4 separate regions of the Mus musculus genome follow, and regions 2, 3 and 4 are each linked to region 1. A link is a contact called in ENCODE Hi-C or POLR2A ChIA-PET data. All regions are on one chromosome and are shown on one strand. The core of a region is the stretch at or near the end of the contact, and the rest is flanking DNA. Distances in the headings are between cores, read along the strand shown. Region 1 holds the start of Pias3 (protein inhibitor of activated STAT 3). Region 2 overlaps Polr3gl (polymerase (RNA) III (DNA directed) polypeptide G like). Region 3 holds the start of Polr3gl (polymerase (RNA) III (DNA directed) polypeptide G like). Region 4 holds the start of Rbm8a (RNA binding motif protein 8a).

Region 1 (4,750 bases), core at 967-3,466:
GTGTACCACCTCTGAGTACCTCTGACCTGACAAGCTGAACCCACAAGCACCACCTAGCCCCCATCCCTACCCCTAATCCAGAGATTCCCTTAAGCTGATTATTGTCTCTCAGGGCTCAGACTCTCAGAGCCCTAGCCTCCTGGGAAAAAGATAGGACACAAGGAAGGAGAGGATTCAGGGCAGACAGCCCATGAGAGAGTGGCCAGGTGACAAGAGGATTGTATCCCACGGCCACCTCCCTATCACCTGATCCATCCTGTTCTCCCCGTGCTTCTGAATTGAAACTTTTTAAAGTCAGGGCTTTAAGCCAGAGTTCAACACTCCATCATCATCATCATCACCACCATCATCATCATCATCCACACCTTTTCATTGCCTACATGCCCATACTCCTTTAGTCTTGTTTACTAGAAGATAGCTACCAAAATGTGTAGGGGAGAAGTCCCCAAGTCTCAGTAATTGGCCAGACTTACTCCATCTGTCAGTGATCGCTAATTTCTCTGCCAGTGAAATGAGCCAATTCAAGCCAAATTAGATTAGATTAAAGGTAAATTTGCCGGGCGTGGTGGCGCACGCCTTTAATCCCAGCACTCGGAAGGCAGAGGTAGGCGGATTTCTGGGTTCCAGGCTAGCCTGGTCTACAAAGTGAGTTCCAGGACAGCCAAGGCTACACAGAGAAACCCTGTCTCGAAAAAAACAAAAAAACAAAAAAAAACAAAAACAAAAAAAAAGTTAAGTTTATTAGGAAGCTGTCCTAAGGGAATCGCCATAGGGTGGAGGAAAGGGGGGGGGAACGCACAAAATGTCTGGATTATATAGGGAAGAACCTTGGGGGAAGGGCAGCCCAGCCCCTGGGCTGGAAAGTTTAGGGTTGAGGCCTTAGAATGCCAGGTAGGGACTGAGGGATGCTGGGAGAACCTGGAGGCCAGGGCTGCTTTGAGATGTAAAATATGCACCTCAGCCCCCTTGTCCTGGGGTCTGAAACCAAACAGTCCAGAACTACCATCTTCCTTCTTTCTCTCATACATGGTATATTCATAGATAGCCACCAGGGTGGGAACCAAGGCAAACTTCTCAACAGAGACCCCAAGAGAATGAGAATGGGGTCTGTGAACCAAAGCACAGAAGTCAGCTCTTAAACGTGGATGGCCCAATGGCTAGAACTCAGGCTTACTCGGGACAAGGATGGGGCGAAGCCAGAAGATGGGGGAATGAAGGTCTAAGGTTCTGTAGGATATCTTCTGGTGTGGTTCCTTGGAGACTGTGTTGTGGTGGGGCAAGATCTCTCTCCTTCTAGGGCTCCCTTCTGTGAATGTCTAGAAGACCTAGTCACGGGTGGACCATTAGCTCTCCCAAGTTCTTTTCCTCCTGGTCTCCTTTTCAGGAATGTGATGAAAACCTTGTCCTTCTCTCTACCTTTCCATCCTTGGCTCCTCCTACTTGTTTTTATTTCTCCACTGGCTCAATAACTTTTTTTCTATCCAGTGGTTCACACTTCTCTACCTCTCCAACCACAGGACCTCATTAGGACAGTTCCTTACTCTAAGCCTCCAGGATGCTCCTGCCTCATCTCTTAAGGTACGCTCCTGTACAGCCCCGCCCCCTTACGTCTCAGCCCCCCTATCGGTACTGCCCAAGGCTCGGATGCCCACAGCAGCCCCAAGCCTAAGCTTCAGGTCCCCGGGAGCTTGATAACATCTGGTCCTCGGGTCCCATCCCTACGGCTCCCCCTCACTGTCACACCTCTTGGCCTGATGGACTCACCCCTACGCCTCTAGAGGAGCTTTCCCTCGCCCGCCTGTACCCTGCAACTACCTACTACTAAAAGCGGCTACGGCCCCGCGTCCCCGCCCCTTGTGCCTCGGCCCTCCGGGGCGACAATTCCCCCCTCCGCCCCACCCCTGCATCTGCCCTGCGGCCCCGCCCCCGGGGCGCCACCGCAGCCCCTTTTCGCGGCCGCTGCCCGCGCATCCCTGTAGCCAGTCCCTGCCACGTCGCCCGCACCCACCCCATCCCGCTGCGCCCAGCCTGGTCGCCTCCCCGCCTCAGCGGGCAGCCGAGCGAGTCCTGCTGGGGCTGGGGGAGGGGGCCGGTACCTTTAACTCGCCCAGCTCCGCCATCTTGAGACATCGCAGGCGCCCCAGCCCGAGCCGGAGCTCAGGCCCAGGGACCGGCGCAAACTCTCCGCCCCAGCGCCGGCCGCAAAGGCCGCCTGCTCCGCCCCGTCCGGCCCCCTACACCTCCCCTTCCCGGCCCCGCCCGCCGGGCTCCGGACCGCCGCCGGCCTCGCCCCTTCTCCTGCAGCCGGATGGCCGGGGCAAGTCTCCCGGCGGCGGGAGACACGGTGGCCCCGCAGGGAGTGTGCAGCCCGGGGATCTCGGGGCCCTGCGGGTAACGACGAGAAGGCGGACCCGAAGGGATGGGCTTTTAGGCAGCCAAGGATACTTGAAAGATGGAGGGAAAGTATCCGGAACTGCCGGAGCTCCGAGGGATGGGGGAGGGGCGGCGAAGTTGGAGCCCCTGTCCCCCGGAGATCTCCGCCGCAAGTTTAGTTAGCGAAATCCCAGAGTCCCGCCAACTCTGAAAGTGATGCTCTCCTGTCCTTTTTGGGGGAAGTTGGGGACTTGCGAACTGTTGGAGACGGCTGTTCCGAATTCTTCACCTCCCCCGAACACAGCAATTACAAGCTTAGGTCCTGCTAGCGCCATACGACTCAAGGCTTGACAGGCAACAAAGTTGGGTGCGGAAAGCAGGACTTACCCGCAGAGTTGCGGGGGTGAGCCCCGGTGCAGAAAGGGCTCGCGCAGCTCCGGCAGTCTGCTGCACGGCTGGAGTTCAGTCGGGCAGCTGGACGCTGCAGCCGCAGCACCGCCCGGGCCTGAGCTCCGCCCGGCCAAGCGTTGCTGCTGGGGCCGCCCCCTCCAGGGTAAGCCCGCCAGGACCTCGGAGAGGGGAGAGGGGCGGAGCCCAGGAGCCGGGCGGGAGTTATTAACTCCTCTGAGCGCTGAGGAGAGAAGAGATTCTGGGCATTCAAAGTTTGAGTAGTCCTTTGATCCCTTGCGGGAGGGAGTGTAGAGCCTGGACTGGGCTGGACTGGGACTATGTGCATTGGGACTCTGGTTGTTTAGAAAGGTTATAGGATGAGATCTCCATCTATCTGGGGGAAAACCTGGGCTACAAATGGAAAATAAGCAGCCCAATCCCTACAGATAACCCTCTATCTCCCAACCTCCAAATATGCTTTCAGTAACTAGGGATCCCACAGTTGGTGAACACAAGGAGATACAGGTACAGAAGACACACTTCTGCCCCTCTTTAAAGTGCCTACTTCCTCCTCCAAAGCTTTGGACCCTCCAAAGGGCCCTGTTTCAACCAAGTTGGTCACTTAACCTGACGATTTGAGTAGTTCATTTCTTTGTTTGTTTGTTTGTTTGTTTGTTTTTCGAGACAGGGTTTCTCTGTGTAGCCCTGGCTGTCCTGGAACTCACTCTGTAGACCAGGCTGGTCTCGAACTCAGAAATCCACCTATCTCTGCCTCCCGAGTGCTGGGATTAAAGGCATGAGCCACCACTGCCTGGCTGAGTAGTTCATTTCTATATCTATAAAGATAGCTACTTTAAGGCACTGTTCCTTATACTAGTTATCGTAAAAACTCCACATTTTATAGTTGTTTGGGGCCTCAGGGATAATGTCATTTGTCCAGTAAATATTTGTAAAGGGGGGAGGTAAATATTAAAGTGGCAATCAGGGATTGCTAGGTGCTGAGGGCTTAAAACCATTCGAAAGCTCAGTCTGGCATCAGAGGCAAGTTGTACAACAAACATGCAAAATAATAAAAAGCTCTAGTAAATACTAGGAATAATCTCATTTAGTTTAAGCCTTCAGTGTAATCCTTTCCATGAGCCCCAACCTAAGCTGCAGGCCATAAAGTGCTAACAATATTTCTAGTGCCTGTTAATTATACTTGACTACTTCCTGGTTTTGTTCCTAGGGAAATAACCACCCTCTCCTAACACTGGGGATTGGGGAAGGGAGTTGTTGCTTGCTGTTTGAAATGATGGGCCCCTCAAGCTAAATTTAGGCTTAAGTACTTGGCCCTAAATCTCATCTGCAGCTCCCCGCATGCTAATCAGGCCCTGGTACTTGTCTGTTCTGGGGATAGAACCTCAGACTTTGTGCACTGGGATGTTGGCACAGCCAGCTGAGCTCATTGCCAACCATATTGTTTTGTTTCTTCTTACACTTGATATTGTTTTTGCCCCAGACATTTTTGTGACTCCAGACCAGTAAATGGGCATATCAAGATAAGTATATGGGGGCTGGAGAGATGGCTTGGTGGTTAAGAGCACCGAGCTCTTTCAGAGGTCCTGAGTTCAAGTCCCAGCAACCACATTGTGTGACTGGTGACTCACAACTATCTGTACTGGGATCTGATTCCCTTCTCTGGCTCGCAGGTTTAGATGCAGATAGAGCATTCATATACATAAAATAAATAAATCTTTTAAAAAATAAGCATATAAGTCAGGTATTTACTGACTATAAACCATAAAGATTTTTCTAATTCTTTGGTATACATATAACTTCATCATGCATTAAAGATGAAAGCAGTCATGTGTGGTGGAACACACCATCCATAAAATGCCAATTTTTTTGATGAAACTCAAAAACTCAAAAGAGCAATTTTTTTAAAAAGCCAAACTTTCTAACAATGCAATCCAAACATACATTAATTTGATGACACATTCTAGGG
Region 2 (4,750 bases), core at 1,346-3,845, 120 kb after region 1:
CCTCTGCCTCTGCCTCTGCCTCCCAAGTGCTGGGATTAAAGGCATTCGCCACCATGCCCAGCTTTGTTATTGTTTTTTGAGAGAAGATCTCATGTAGCTCAAGCTGGCCTGGAACTCGGTATGTAGCTGAGGCTGGCCTTGAATTTTGGACCCCCCCCCACCCCCCCAAGCCTTGGGATTACAGGGACGCGCCACCACAGCAGACTTACTAGCATTTACTTCTGTTGAGAAAAAATTGGTTAGAATCCAGGTGACCTGTGTGATCCCTGGGGGCTGTGATGCGCAGCCGTTGACAGTTTAGGGGAGACTTGGGGTGGGAACAGTCAAGAGGAGTAAGGCCTGTTTTGTACTTTTAAATAAAATGTTTGTATCTGTCTAACATGTCTAACAGAGTGATGTGTACTGGGAAAGGGCCGGAGGCAAGGCTGAGGGGGTGTCCAGTCAAGCCATTCTTACCCCTGCCACGCCCCCTTTCAGAGGACTGAATTTACAGCCATGCAAATGCTAAACGGGTGTTCCATCACTCAGCCATGCCCCCATCTCTTTTTATATATTTGCTTTAGAATTTTTAGGCAGAGCTTTTGCTAAGTTGCCTAAGTTGGCTTTGAACTTAACCCTGTAGCCCAAACAGGCCTGAAACTGTCTCAGCCTCCCTAGCTGTGGTCCCAGGTCTGTGCCACCAGTGTCAAATCTCTGCGTGTCCAGTGTGACACGGGTGTGTGTGTGTGTGTGTGTGACCGCCTTGACCCTTGACCTTTACTTCTCAGCTCTCCCTTGGAGGACATTCAGGAACTCATCTGCAATGCTGTCTGAAAGCAGCGCTGGGGAAAGCATAGGCTCGCCCACAGACTACCCTAGCCTTTGGCCTCCAGCAGCACAGGGACATGAGCCTGCATAGTCAGGCACATTTACCAGGACACCAGCCCTCTCCTTTCTCACACTTGACCTTGATGGTGTCCTTATTTACAAAGAGTGATTGCAGCTATTTTTGTGCAGGGAGTCCAGAAAGCCAGGGGCCGGGAGAGAGGAGTGACTCACTGCTTTCAGCTTACCGTCTTCCAGGACCTGGAGAGCCCACTTTGAAAGGCATATTTAGGATCTCCCTAAATATACTGTTCTCTACAGACAGCCGGGGTGTGGCTTGCAGCTCCTTCTTTTTTGTTGTTCTTTCCTTTGTGGAATTAAGTTAGCCTTTCTCACTCCACTTTGGGGAGGGGGTAGGCGGTGTTATCTTCCAGGAAGTAAGGAGGGTGGGGAGGAAGGGAGTGATTTAGGGACACTCAGCTCTAAGAGAGGCTTCCTCGCCCACACAGCGCTCCCTTGGGTGAGGTCACTTCCCTGGCCTCTGATTGGCTTCTAAGGAAGGCTTCCTCGAGCTGATTGGTTGCATGCACTTGCCATGCCACAGCCACGAGTAAGTTGCGTGTCCAGTATAGAAACAGAGTAAGGAGACCTGCAGAGACATCTGCCGTGCTACCACGGGAGGCCCCACTGAGCATTTCATAGTCTAAGGATGGACTGTGTGAGAAGCGTCCAATAAGCTTCCCAATCGCTTTTAGACAGGCCGACCGAATTTCCTACAGCATCGTGGGTTAGAGAACCGAAATCCAAGGTCAGGTATTTCTGACCCCATTGTACAGGGCAAAGAGGGGCTTAGACTCCATGGAGGAGAAGCGCCTTCAAGGCCTCGTTTAAATGTGGTAGCAAGTGTTGGGATAGAAGCCCAGCCAAGAAAGCAGAGCCGGGAACAGGAATAGAAGCGAACATTCCAGAGTTATTGAGCAATTTGTGGTGATTGATGTGTTTCCTTTTCTAGCTCTCCGAGGTGAGGGAAGGGCGGGGCCAGGAGACTTGTCCCTGGGGTTTCCCACAGTTCTACAGCCAGCGACTGTAGCTAGGGAGGAAACAGCCGAAAACAAAGATCCTGAACGGTTTGGTTCTGTTTTGTTTACCTGTTGTCTTTTCCTACGTTGTCCCGTGCACACACAGTGGAGGGGAGACACCATCCTAACCCTCATTACTTAAGTCCAGGTCTATGTTGAGAGACACTGCCACAGGCTAGCCCACCTGATGCTCCTCTTTTTTTTTTTTTTTTTTTTTTAACATTTCATTTATTTGGCCAAGGGTGTACAAAATGGCGTGTGTGGGGAGCCCAGAGGACAGCCTGCTGGAGTCAGTACTCTCCTGCTGCCATATGGGTCTGGGGGCTCACATGCAAGGCTTGGAGGCAAGCACCGAATGAGCCAACTCACATCCCTGGGAACTTGGTGGTGGGACCAAAGATCCCGAACTAAAGGTGGTAAAGGAGGGCAGGACACTAGTCCCCACCCATCTTTCCACAGTTCCGTCCCTTCACGTTGCCTTTCCCCTGGCGCAGGAGAAAGGAGGACAAAGGTTGGAATGACCACTTGGGATCAGTCATGCTACCTCAAAGACAAAGTGTCATAAATATCAAGTCATTCTTGGACTCTGCCCTGCCTGGACTCCTGCCTTCCCTGGCAGGTGACCTTGTTGGACAAAGCCAGTGACACGAGACACAGCAGCTTCCCCAAATTCCTAATTGGTTCCAGGCAATAGCTAAACCATGTCCACTGACCTTTCCCCAACTTCCCACAAGCACTCCCAAACAGGCAGAGGCTGGAGCCTGGGTCCAGCAGACAGGGTCAAAGCCGCTCTTCCTGGAGAGGCAGGCAGCACAGCAGTTGAGGCCTGGCCTACTAATTTACATAGACCTAGTCAGTGTTTGCCACCCAGGTACATAATACCCATTAGGAACAGTTCTTATTGTCTAAATTGCTCCAATGCCTGGACTGCAGACTAGATTTTACAGCAGGAAAACCTAACCCATGTTCCACACCTACCCTCCCAGGCCTCACCTCCTTAGGTAGGACCCGTGAAATGGGGAGTCGGTGAACAGGTGCAAGGACTCATGTGGTTTAAGAGAGGACCAAATAGAGATCTGGATGCAGCAAATTTAGGTTGAGAGTGGAGAACAAAGAAAACTGAAGGCCAGAAGGCAGGTGGATGGAGCGATTAGGCACCGCGGTTTGGTAAGGGAAAGGTAGTTGGTTTCTGCAACTTACTTTTATGGTTGTTTGAACTTTGAAAGTAAAGAAGGGTGTGGGCTGGTAGAGAATAAAGCAGGGTGTGAACTGGGGGTGTAGCTCAGTAGTCAGAGCACTTGCCCAGCATACACAAAGTCCTAGACTTTATCCCTAACACTACAGAACTGAGCATAAAAGCGTATGCCTCTAACCCTTGGTTCTATGGAAAATTTGAGTCCAAGCTGGGGCACAGGAGACACTGTCTCAATGGAAATAAAAGAAAAAGAAGCTGGGCATGAAGTGGGTCTACAGAGTGAGTTCCAGGACAGCCAGGGCTATACAGAGAAACCCTGTCTTGAAAAACCAAAAAAAAAAAAAAAAAAAAAAAAAAAAAAAAAAAAGAAAGAAAGAAAGAAAAAAGAAATGAAGAAGCTAAGTCAAGGGGAACAATTGTCATCTCAGATAGGCAAAATATCACCCCAGGGCTTTGGTGTCTTTACTCCATAGTCTTGTACCCTTGGAATGTTGTGTCATGACCCCCCCATGCCTCAGTCTCATGTCTGGTACACGAATCTGATACATGAGCTGTCTCCTGAGACCCCCTACTCCACAGTAGGGTTGGTGTAGACTCACTTGTAAAGGTACAAATGGAACCGGGACTCCAGACGTTTGCTTGGTCCAACAAGGTCACCTGCCAGTAAAAGCAGGAGTCCAGGCAGGGCAGAGTTCACATCTGACTTGATTTGTATGACATTTTGTCTTTGAGACAGCACAACTGATCCCCAGTGGTCACTCCAACCTTTGTCCTACAAATGGCGGGACATGCCCGTTTGGCCAAGCTGTCATTCGATCTCCTTGATCTTCTCACCTTATTTTCGGCCAGGCAAGCTAAAGATACCTCAGGCACATCGCCAGTTGTTTCCAAGAACCTTTGCAGCCAGGGTAGCTGGGGACCAGCAACTCCCACAACTAGTAAGAAAGCAGGAAAACCTTATAACCGAGAGTTCAAGGTTACGACCTGCGAGTCCGGAGTCACATCAAGGACACCACAGAGATTTCAGACCAAAGAAGCGGCTGCAGATACAGGTCCTTCCTATCTGTCCTTAAACACGTCTGGCCAGAGGTGAGGAGATAAATGAGCTCGACAGGAATAGTTCTGTTATGTAATCTGACCCAGGCTAGTGTGACCTTTTCTCCATTGACTTTTCCCCTACTGAGACTCACATTCCCCCCAAGGAAATCACAAACATAGAAATTTGAAATCCCGACGCAGAATTCTAGTTTCGAGTATTATCAGCAAAAATGGTTCGCCTAATCCTTAGGATGTAATGTGTCTCTTCTGTCTGCTGCCTAGCTATAGCTACCCCAGTGGGAGTTAGCAGGCACGCACTGACCTCACCCCAGACCAGAGGGGTGAAGGTTTTCCATGATCATAGAGTCTGGGCTATTTTCTATTCAAACCGCCTCATGTCCCAGGACTATCAGCTATGGGCTGTGCTTCCTACAGCTCAGACCCCCCCCCCCCCCCCGCCCCAGTGGACACAGCCCTATGCTTCTCCCTCTCTGGATTTATGGTAAAGAGGGAGAAACATCCAAATTCACCCTGTCCCCAGCACCCTGCGGTACCAGTGCCTGCCAGGAGGATTAAACCCATGTGTGTGTTTGGCTTTGTTCATTCCCAACAGGGTCTTGGGGAGCCCAGGCTG
Region 3 (4,750 bases), core at 625-3,124, 100 kb after region 1:
GAATTTTTAGGGCAAGGGGCCGTCCCAAATTCCCTCTTTACAGTATTTTAAGGGGTGTGCATAGGAGGTAGAAAAAGGCAGAGTGGTGACCGGCCCCTGTTGCACAGATGTGTTCATTACATCTCTACTCCCTTAGACTCATTCTTCCCTCTTCCTTGAAGGTCCCTGCCTGAATCACTCATCTCTTCCTATCTGTTGCTCACTGCCTCTGCCTCTCCGTGCCACCTGCCCTGTCTCCATGGTTACCAAGGCTTCCATCTGCATAGTTTAGGGATGAGTTTGTGTCCAGCTGGAAGGTACCAAGGAAAGTGGGGGCATCGGATGGGTATTAAGGGTTTGGAAAGCTCACCGAGGGTCTTAGAGGACTCAAATGGTGGACGCCACCAAGTACAGATACAAAAAGTCACGTTCCTGGGAAAGGAGGAGAAACAGCCGGAGGGAAATCACCCACTTTTATTAGCTATTGATGTGTGCCGAGAGATGTGCATACATACATCATCTCCAACCCTCACAACTCAATGAGGGGGGAACTATTGTCTTCCTGCAACAAATGATAATGAGGTTAAGCAAGTTCCCCCAAAGCGCTACAGCTATGTTTTTATACTATTCCAAAAACGGAGTATGTGTCATCCACATGCAACTTCCCAGTCTAGAGGCCATTTTCTCTGACCTCTGTCATATTCTTGTTGACTGACTCCTAGTTTTACATCCATCCTGAAGTATTTCCCTTTACTTCTACTCTGTAAAAAAAATGACTCTTTCTATTCTGCCCTCTTTCCTTGAAGGGGCTTGAAGGGCAGTGGAAAGTACAGAAAGAAAAAACCCACTGGGTTCCTGCCTTCTCTCCCCAATTACTGCTCTGGTCCCAAGCCCCCTTCTCTCCCTCACTTCTCAGACACCGCAACAATCCGCATTTGGGGCCTGAGCTTGGTAGCAGAGTCAAGAGTATCAAGAGTTCAAGGCCAGCCTAGACTGGGTAGCCAGACCCTGCCTTTAGAGAAAAAAAATCTTTTAAAGATTATTTATTAGTAGTGCTGGTGACTGAGGAAGAATAATAAAGAGGGTGTGTGTGGTATGTGTGTGTGTGTGTGTGTGGTGTGTGTGGTGTGTATGTGATGGCCTAAGCCAGAAGAGGGCGCGGGAGTCCGGTAGTTGGGAACCTCCTGGAGTGTTTCTCTGTGTGTGTGTGTGTGTGTGTGTGATGTGTGGTGTGTGTGTGTGTGTGTGTGTGTGTGTGTGTGTGTGTGTGATGTGTGGTGTGTGTGTGTGTGTGTGTGTGTGTGTGTGTGTGTGTGTGATGTGTGGTGTGTGTGTGTGTGATGTGTGGTGTGTGTGTGGTGTGTGTGTGGTGTGTGTGTGTGTGTGTGTGTGTGTGTGGTGTGTGTGTGTGTGTGGTGTGTGTGTGTGTGTGTGTGTGTGTGTGTGTGTGTGTGGTGTGTGTGTGTGTGTGTGTGTGTGTGGTGTGTGTGTGGTGTGTGTGTGTGTGTGTGTGTGTGTGTGTGTGTGTGTGTGTGTGTGTGATGGCCTAAGCCAGAAGAGGGCGCTGGAGTCCGGTAGTTGGGAACCTCCTGGAGTGTTTCTGGGAACTCCTGCAGGCACAGCTGTTAACAGATGAGCAGTCTGGTTTCTCTGACCCAGGGCTACATTTCCCAGCAGCGGTTCTCCTCTTCTGGCTCCGCCACGTGTCTGGATGAGCTCTGAGTAGCAGGACATCTTAGCCATCTAGTTCGGTCTGGGCATAAGAGGTGAATTCTGCAGCCCCAGGTCTCAGCGCGCCACTTCCCAAGCCTCAGTTCCGGTTAAGCTCGCTCCCTCCTCCTCCCCTCCTCGCCCGCCTCCGCTCTCGTCGATTGGCCAGGAAAACCCACCAATGGAGAGCTCGGGGAGGCGGGCCTAGAACGAGGGCTGGAAGAAGAAAAGCAAATTTCAAGTTGGCGGCTGCGTGGGCCCTGAGTGGGGGAGGGACGGCAGGTAAGGCTTCGACCTGGTGGCTCTGACCCGGTTTGGTTCGGTACTTCCCGAATTAGTCCCTCGGCGCCGACAGCGACGTAGATAACGCTTTCTGTCAGCCTGTTGGATCAGCCCCCTTCTAAATCCCTCCCCTTTTTCCCCGGGCTCTCACTGCTGTCTTGACTGTACGCCGGAGACAGCTTGCTGTCGCGCCTGGGGACAGATATTAAAGCAGGAGAGGAAGGTTCATTCTTGTAGCTCAGACTCTTCTATGGTACCAGCTTCTCCCGCACCCATTAACGTAACATTAGCCCCCTGTCAAGAGCCTGACAGATTCTTATTACCTATCAAGTCAACTGAACCGCTACCCTCTACCCACCACTTTCCTAGACCACCGTGAAGAATTTATTGATCCCCGACCTGACAAAGTCCGATTATCACTATTGGAATCTCTTTAATTTTTAAAATTACATTATTTGTGTGTGTGTGGGGGGGGTACGTACAAGCCATGGCTTACGCAAGGAGGTCAGAGGACAACTTGAGCTAGTCAGCCTGTTTCCTGGCCACTTGGCAACACGAGTATTTACCATCTCACGAGGCTGACTTTTTCCATCCCTCCCATGCTTTTATCGGCAGACTCTTGCTATGTAGCCCATACTGGCCTCCAGTTTGCATTCCCCCTGCCACAGTACCCCCGGTGTTAGGATTATATGTTCTCTTTCACTGTTTCTATTCTATGAACGGAAGGTTTGATGGGACAGATTGGGGTACTTAATACATTGTGTTCAGTAAGCGTTAATCGAGTGGAATTGATTTGTGGGAACCAGTGCTCTTGTCAAGGAGGACAAATTTAAACTCCTGATATAATTAGGGAACAATAAAAGACAACATTATATAATTAGGGGTCTTTGAACTGGTGGTTTATTGCATTAATGTTTTATAGTTATTCTCAGACCAGAGAAGGAAAACAACAAAAAGAACCAGAAGGGAGTCTTTGTGACTCACAGAGTCTGTAGACACATGTTCAAAAGACAGATATTTACTGAGAACCTACTACATAGCAGACACAGTGCTAGACAACCGGGATCACAATGAACCCTCTGATAACATCTATTCAATAAATTGTTATTTAGTATGTGGGAAAATATTTTCGAAACCAGTTCTTTCTATGCAGGGCAAACAGGCTGACCTCCAACTTATGACCCTCCTGCCTCACCCTTTCTGGGATAACAGGCTTGTACCACTGCACCCCAAATAAGCTTTTTTCTTTTAAATTGAGAAATGTGAGTCCGGTCTTACAAATGCTAAGCATTCATTCTGCCCCTGAACTACACCCCTAGCTCTGAAACAGCATCTTTAGGAAGAGAACTCACTAGCTCTTTTCAGGTCGGTCCACTCTTTCACTTTTTCCTTTGAATTTATTCAACTTAAACTTACTTATTATTAGTGGGCCTGGGTGGAGTGTGTACCATGGTGCATATGTGGAGGTCAGGCTGGCCCCAAACTCACCATGGAACCAAAGATGAATTGAAATTTCTGAATGACAGGCTTGGCCCAAGGCTTTCTGCTAAGCGAGTGTGTTGTTGCTGTTGTTGTTGTTGTGAGGGTTTGCTTATTTTCTTTAACTGGGGATTGAATTGAGGCCCTAGTGATTTGCTAAGTAGGGTTCCACCACTGAGCTATAGCACCCACTCGTCCTCTGAATTCTTGTGTGTGGGTGGGCGTTTGGTCTGCATGTGAGTCTTTGTACCACTTGTGTGCTTGAAACCCTCAGAAGGCAGAAAAGGGTGTTGGGTTCCCTGGGACGGGTTACAGACAGCTGTGAGTCCCTGTGTGGGTCCCGGGGAATCGAATCCCAAGTCCTCTGGGAGAGCAGCCAGTGCTCTGAGCCACTGAACCATTCTCCAGATTTCCCCTGCATTCTTGAAAACGAAGCATCCTTTTTACTTGTTGATTGTAGGATATACATTTATTCCACACAACTTTCAAACACATAGTAATATAAGAGTGTGCATTATTTCATAGCCCTAAGGTAATAATGATGGTAATTAGTATTTTACAACTTTAAACTTTATTGTTATTTTATGTACTTGCACACTGGTGCCACCGCATGCATGTCAGCGTCAGAGGACAGCTTTGTAAGGTTATGTCTCCCTTGCACCTTAGTTGGTTCCAGGGATGGGACTCAGGTTCTTGGACTGGCACTGACTTTATCTGCTGAGCCATCTTGCCTGCCCCTGATACTAGTATTTAGACATATGTACTCTCAGTTTATTCTGTATATATGCAAAACTTTTTGTTTTATAAGTAAATAGAGCCACACTATAAATTCAATTTTGTATCAAGAATGAAAACATTAAAAAAACAACAACAACAGATAAATATGACTTTATATTGTAGTCTCCTTCACCCCTAAACACTCCATATTATTAACCTCCTCCCTTGAAAATGGCTTGTTTGGGGGTTTTTGTTATTTGTTCTGGATGTTGTTGTTGTTGTTGGGTTTTGCTTTTTTGTTTTGTTTTTTAAAGATGCACTTATTATATTTATGTGAGCTCACTGTAGCTGTTTTTCAGACACCCGAAGAGGGCATCAGATCCCATTACAGATGGTTGTGAGCCACCATGTGGTTGCTGGGAGTTGAACTCAGGACCTCTGGAAGAGCAGTCAGTGCTCTTAACCACTGAGGCATCTCTCCACCTTTGTTTTGGTTTGGTTTTTGGTTTTTCTAGACAGTCTGTTTCTCTGTGTAGCCTTGGCTGTCCTGGAACTCACTCTGTAGACCAGGCTGGCCTCAAAC
Region 4 (4,750 bases), core at 1,594-4,093, 67 kb after region 1:
AATTTCAACTAAAAACTATGATAAAAGCCGGGCAGTGGTGGTGCACGCCTTTAATCCTAGCACCTGGGAGGCACAGGGGAGACAGTCAGGGCTACACAGAGAAACCCTGTCTCAGAAAAATTAAAAAAAAAAACAAAACCCCCCCCCAAAAAAAAAAACAACCAAAACCCTATGATAAAGGGATAGCAATGTCTTTTTTTCTTGAGACAGGATCTCTCTGTGCAGCCCTGGCTATCCTAAAACTCTCCTGTAGACCAGGTTGGCCTTAAACCAAAAGATCCACCTGCTTCCCAAGTGCTGGGATTAAAGGTGTGCATATTGTTACATAGTACCCAAGCTGGGTTTTTTTTCTTAAAAAAAAAAATTATTTATATGAGTATGTTGTAGCTATCTTCAGAGGGCATGGGATCCCATGGTGAGCCACCATGTGGGTGCTGGGAATTGAACTCAGGACCTCTGGAAGGACAGTCAGTGCCCTTAACTACTGAGCCATCTCTCCAGCCCATCAAGCTGGGTTTCTTTTACATTGTAAGAACTAATAAACTTCACAGTTCAGCACCATATTCAACATAGAGTAGGCTAAGCATCACAAAGCCCCTGAAGTTCAAGGCCAGCTGCACAGGCTCTGACAGAGAAGCAAGAGACACTAATATAACATCTGCTCACAAGAGTTATGCAAAATACATTCCTTAATTCCACAAGAAAAATCTCATTATCCCTACCCTTATCTTCTAAGACAAAGAAATGCTGAACAGTCTCCATGAGCCTTTCTAGAAACTTAGAATGCCACGCCAGACAGAAGGATCTTCACAATCATTCACAATGCCCCACTGTAGTTGTTCAGTTTCCAGAACAGTAAAGTAATAAACATAGAAAACAAAATGGAACATTTATTTTTTTCTAAAACTCAAAAGCAATGCCAAGTAGATAGGGTAAGAAATTAAATATAAACACAAGGTCCGCCCTAGCCCTGTTTATCCAAGGCAGCATAACCAAATGGACTTGTAGAGAGACCACCCAGTCGACAGAGGATTTATCAACGGCGTCTCCGGTCTGGACTCCTGCTTCGTCTTCGGCCTCCTCTAAGAAAATGAAAAAACAGAAGGGGAATATCAGAGATCTAATACTGAATCCTTATTTATCTTGCTCATGTTCCCTTTACTAAGATAAATAAATGTACAACCCCCATCCCTTCATCTTACCTCCTCTTGCCCTTTGGTGGTCCACGAACAAAACACCAGTCCACACTGATTGGCTGCCCCATCAAATCTTGACCATTTAGTCCTTCCATGGCAGCCTGAGCCTCTTTGTATGTTTCATATTCAACTAGAGTATACCCCTAGGGGAGCATATAAAAGTATCAAAGCTTAGCCAGGCGTCACACACACACTTTTAATTCCAGCATTAGAGAGGCAGAGTCCAGCCTAGTCTACAAAGTGAGCCCAGGACAGCTAGGGCTCTGTTATACAGAGAAACCCTGTCTCAAGACAAACAAACAAACAACAAAAAGTATCAGAATTTTACTTCACCAACCAAGTACTCTTTTCCTTAAACCAGAAATGCATAGTTACAAGAAAAATTTCGCAGCTATACACCACATATCCCCATTATATACACAAACATGCTCATTCTGTTTCTGTCTCTTTCATGTGGGTAACAAAATCAATTTCCAATGTCATTTCACTTCCTACCTGTGCTTGATCAACTCACAAAAACAACATAATCAATGTATCTAAGAGTTGTAAGTGAGGGAAGCAAGAAAATCTACCTTCAAGTATCCCGTGCGCCTGTCCAAATTAAGGTGAATATTTTTTATTTCCCCATATTCAGCGAATTTGTCATGGATATCTTCTTCAGTGGCTTCTTCGTGGACTCCAGTGACAAAGAGAATCCAACCTTCAACAGCTGTTGGGTAGGGAAAGTGTTGTATGAACATGTAAGCTAAAAAGCCCAGTATTCAGGAGGCAGAGGCAGGCAGATTTGTGAGTTTGAGGCCAACCTGGTCTACAAAAAGAGTTTCAGGACAGCCAGGGCTTAACAGAGAAACCCTGTATCCAAAACAACAACAACAAAAAAACCCAAAACCAAACAAACTAAAAAAGAAAAATTCTGAAAAGAACCTACAATAAGCAATTTTCTGAGACTGGTTAAACAACTCTTTACTTTGCATTTGAGTGCCAGTGCACACAGACTCCCCATAGGTCCTATTTACTTACAGCGCTGTGGTCCAGGTTCATCGCCGTCCTGCTCCACACTGTCGTAATCCTCCCGCATCCGCGCTCGGGACCCCTCTTCTAAAAGAATTCATACCAGATCACCGAAAACTGTCCTCCAAATGTGTCCCCCTCACACTCCCAAATTCGCGGGCTTCTGCCTCTTAGACCACTCTACCCTATTCCCCACACTCACCGGAGCCAAAGCCGCGGCCCTTCCGTTTCTTTGCTTTTTCTTTTAGTTTGTGGATGCTTTCTAGAGTTCCAGGTGAGAAAATAAGAAGCAACAAAAATAAGAGTCATTTGAAAAAAAAAACAAAAAAAACCTGTCGCGTTTCCTAGACTATCTGGAAGCTTCGACACAGACTCCAGCTTCAGTCCCTTCCCAGTTCCGCCCCTAATTCCTTTCCCAAGGGGGAGGAGTCTATCTTTTCAGACCCAGTTCGTGGGGTGACGTCCCAGGAAAATTTCTACTGCATTCCCCTCTCGCACCTTCCCCTCTTCCCGCAGTCGCCTCCACTCTCCTCACCGTCCCCATCCTCATCCATGGCGAAATCTTCGCCCCCCGCCTCGTGAAGATCCAGCACGTCCGCCATCTTGCTTCTCTCGGCGCTTTCTGAGTCTCTAGAAGCTAAGCACCTCGGGAAGCTGTCGCAGAAGAAAAACGTCACGAGTTAGGCTGACCAATTAAAGGTTGCCTCCAAGTCCCGCCCTCGGCGCGGTGAAAATTCGCCAATGTAGGCGGCCCCACTATGAAGCGCTAGAAACGTCCAGCACTCTGGGACCCCGATGGAGCTCTGCGAGTATGAGGCCGTAGGCTACATGGTTTGTGATTGTGTTTTGTTTTCTTTTCTTTTGAGGCAGGGTCTCTCTATATAGCCCTAGCTGGGCTCGAAGTTACAGATATCCAACTATATTCCCCTTCCACATGCTGCTGGGATTAAAAGCCTGTGCTACCACGCCGGGCTCCAAGGCTACAGAATGAGACCCTTTCTCAAAAACATAAAAAGTAAAATAAAGTGGTTTCGGAAGTTCTACAGCCAAGTTGATCAGGTAGATTGAAGGTCCGGAGCGCAGCCGCGTTGGGGCAAATTTAAAGGGTGAGTGAAGTCAGTGACTTTCTCATAAAACTTTCAACTAGCAAGAAATCCTTTGATACATATCTACATATATGGGTTTATTGAAATGACTTACGGGCTGCAGTCCAGCTAATTGGAGAATAACTAGATGTGTCCAGAAAGTCGAAGAATCTAGTATTTGCTTAGTTCCACAAGGCTGGATGTCTCAGCTGGTCTAGAATCCAGAAAAAGTAGGCTCCAGTGCCGGTGAAGAAACGGACTTATGAGCAAGGCAAAGTGCAAAAGTTTCCTTCATCCATGTTTTTATATAGGCTTCAGCAAAAGGTGTGGCCCAGGTTAAAGGTGTGCCTGCCCGCTTTAATCCCAGCACTTGGGAGGCAGAGGCAGGCAGCTTTCTGAGTTCGAGGTCAGCCTGGTCTACAGAGTGAGTTCCAGGACAGCCAGGGCTACACAGAGAAACCCTGTCTCCAAAAACAAAAACAAAACAAACAAACAAAAGATTAAAGAAAAGCCTGTGTCTTCCTGCCTCTAGATGTAGCTCAGAGGTGTTCTTTCCTACCTAAAGTCTGGACTAGAAGTGGATCTACCCACTCCACCAAACAGAAAATCACAGGTGTGCCCCTCATTTCTGGATTTGTAGTTCATTCCAGAGAGAGTAAGCCTGACAACTGAGAAGAACCATCTCAGGTGTTTTTGTTTTTGTTTTTTTTCTTTTCAATACAGGGTTTCTCTGTGTAGCTCTGGGTGTCCTGGAACTCACTCTGTATTTCGAGGCTGTCCTCGATCTCAGAAATCCGCCTGTCTCTGCCTCCCAAGTGCTGGGATTAAAGGCATGTGCCACCACTTCCCCGCTCAGGTGGTTTTTTTTGTTTGTTTATTTTTTATTTATTTGAGTACACTGTAGCTGTCTTCAGACACATTAGAAGAGGGCATCAGATCCCATTACAGATGGTTGTAAACCACTATGTGGTTGCTGGGATTTGAACTCAGGACCTCCAGAAGAGCAGTCCGTGCGCTTAACCACTGAGCCATCTCTCCAACCCAGTTTGGTTTTTTTTTGTTGTTGTTTTTTTTTTTTTGGGGGGGGGAATTCTGGTTTTTTTTTTTTTTTAAGATTTATTTATTTATCTATTATATGTAAGTACACTGTAGCTGTCTTCAGACACACCAGAAGAGGGCATCAGATGTCATTACAGATGGTTGTGAGCCACGATGTGGTTGCTGGGATTTGAATTCAGTACCTCTGGAAGAGCAGTTAGTGCTCTTAACAGCTGAGCCATCTCTTCAGCTCCTGTTTTGCTTTTAAAGAGTTGTCTTGGTCATGGTGTCTGTTCACAGCAGTAAAACTCTAACTAAGACAGAAGTTGGTACCAGAAACTGGGGTAATAGCCTGACCATGTTTTTGGAAGATTGTGGATTTGGGGACTTTCGGTTTGAAAAGCCATGGAATGTTTTAAG

Evidence for each region. Hi-C counts contacts between places; a loop is a spot of excess contacts on that map. ChIA-PET counts read pairs that join two places held with the same protein, here RNA polymerase II (POLR2A).
Region 2: POLR2A ChIA-PET joins it to region 1 with 28 read pairs in Patski. The contact joins the enhancer-like site here to the promoter of Pias3 in region 1. POLR2A ChIA-PET finds 5 or more read pairs at or near these places in 4 of 5 experiments (Patski and embryonic stem cell).
Region 3: POLR2A ChIA-PET joins it to region 1 with 32 read pairs in Patski. The contact joins the promoter of Polr3gl here to the promoter of Pias3 in region 1. POLR2A ChIA-PET finds 5 or more read pairs at or near these places in 4 of 5 experiments (Patski and embryonic stem cell).
Region 4: POLR2A ChIA-PET joins it to region 1 with 27 read pairs in Patski. The contact joins the promoter of Rbm8a here to the promoter of Pias3 in region 1. A Hi-C loop is called at or near these places in 2 of 37 maps with a recorded cell type or tissue (both heart). POLR2A ChIA-PET finds 5 or more read pairs at or near these places in 4 of 5 experiments (Patski and embryonic stem cell).

The regions. Positions count from the first base shown.
Region 1 is chr3:96,694,542-96,699,291 of GRCm38, reverse strand. It overlaps Pias3 (protein inhibitor of activated STAT 3), which reads right to left and starts at 2,216. Exons shown (of 14, transcript NM_001165949.1): 1 at 2,097-2,216. The coding sequence starts at 2,120.
Region 2 is chr3:96,573,501-96,578,250 of GRCm38, reverse strand. Polr3gl (polymerase (RNA) III (DNA directed) polypeptide G like) reads left to right here. Exons shown (of 8, transcript NM_027241.4): 8 at 1-379. Among named protein-coding and RNA genes, the nearest start is that of Gm15441, 9.1 kb to the right of the region's middle. Within about 2 kb of position 2,595, at least 1 of the 3 ENCODE cell types and tissues checked has a DNase peak (open chromatin) inside an H3K27ac peak, as active enhancers do.
Region 3 is chr3:96,591,305-96,596,054 of GRCm38, reverse strand. It overlaps Polr3gl (polymerase (RNA) III (DNA directed) polypeptide G like), which reads left to right and starts at 1,874. Exons shown (of 8, transcript NM_027241.4): 1 at 1,874-1,971. It also overlaps a transcript of Ankrd34a not described here.
Region 4 is chr3:96,628,021-96,632,770 of GRCm38, reverse strand. It overlaps Rbm8a (RNA binding motif protein 8a), which reads right to left and starts at 2,843. Exons shown (of 6, transcript NM_001102407.1): 1 at 2,743-2,843; 2 at 2,410-2,469; 3 at 2,217-2,294; 4 at 1,769-1,905; 5 at 1,203-1,339; 6 at 1-1,082. The coding sequence starts at 2,809. The coding sequence ends at 1,037. It also overlaps the pseudogene 6330549D23Rik.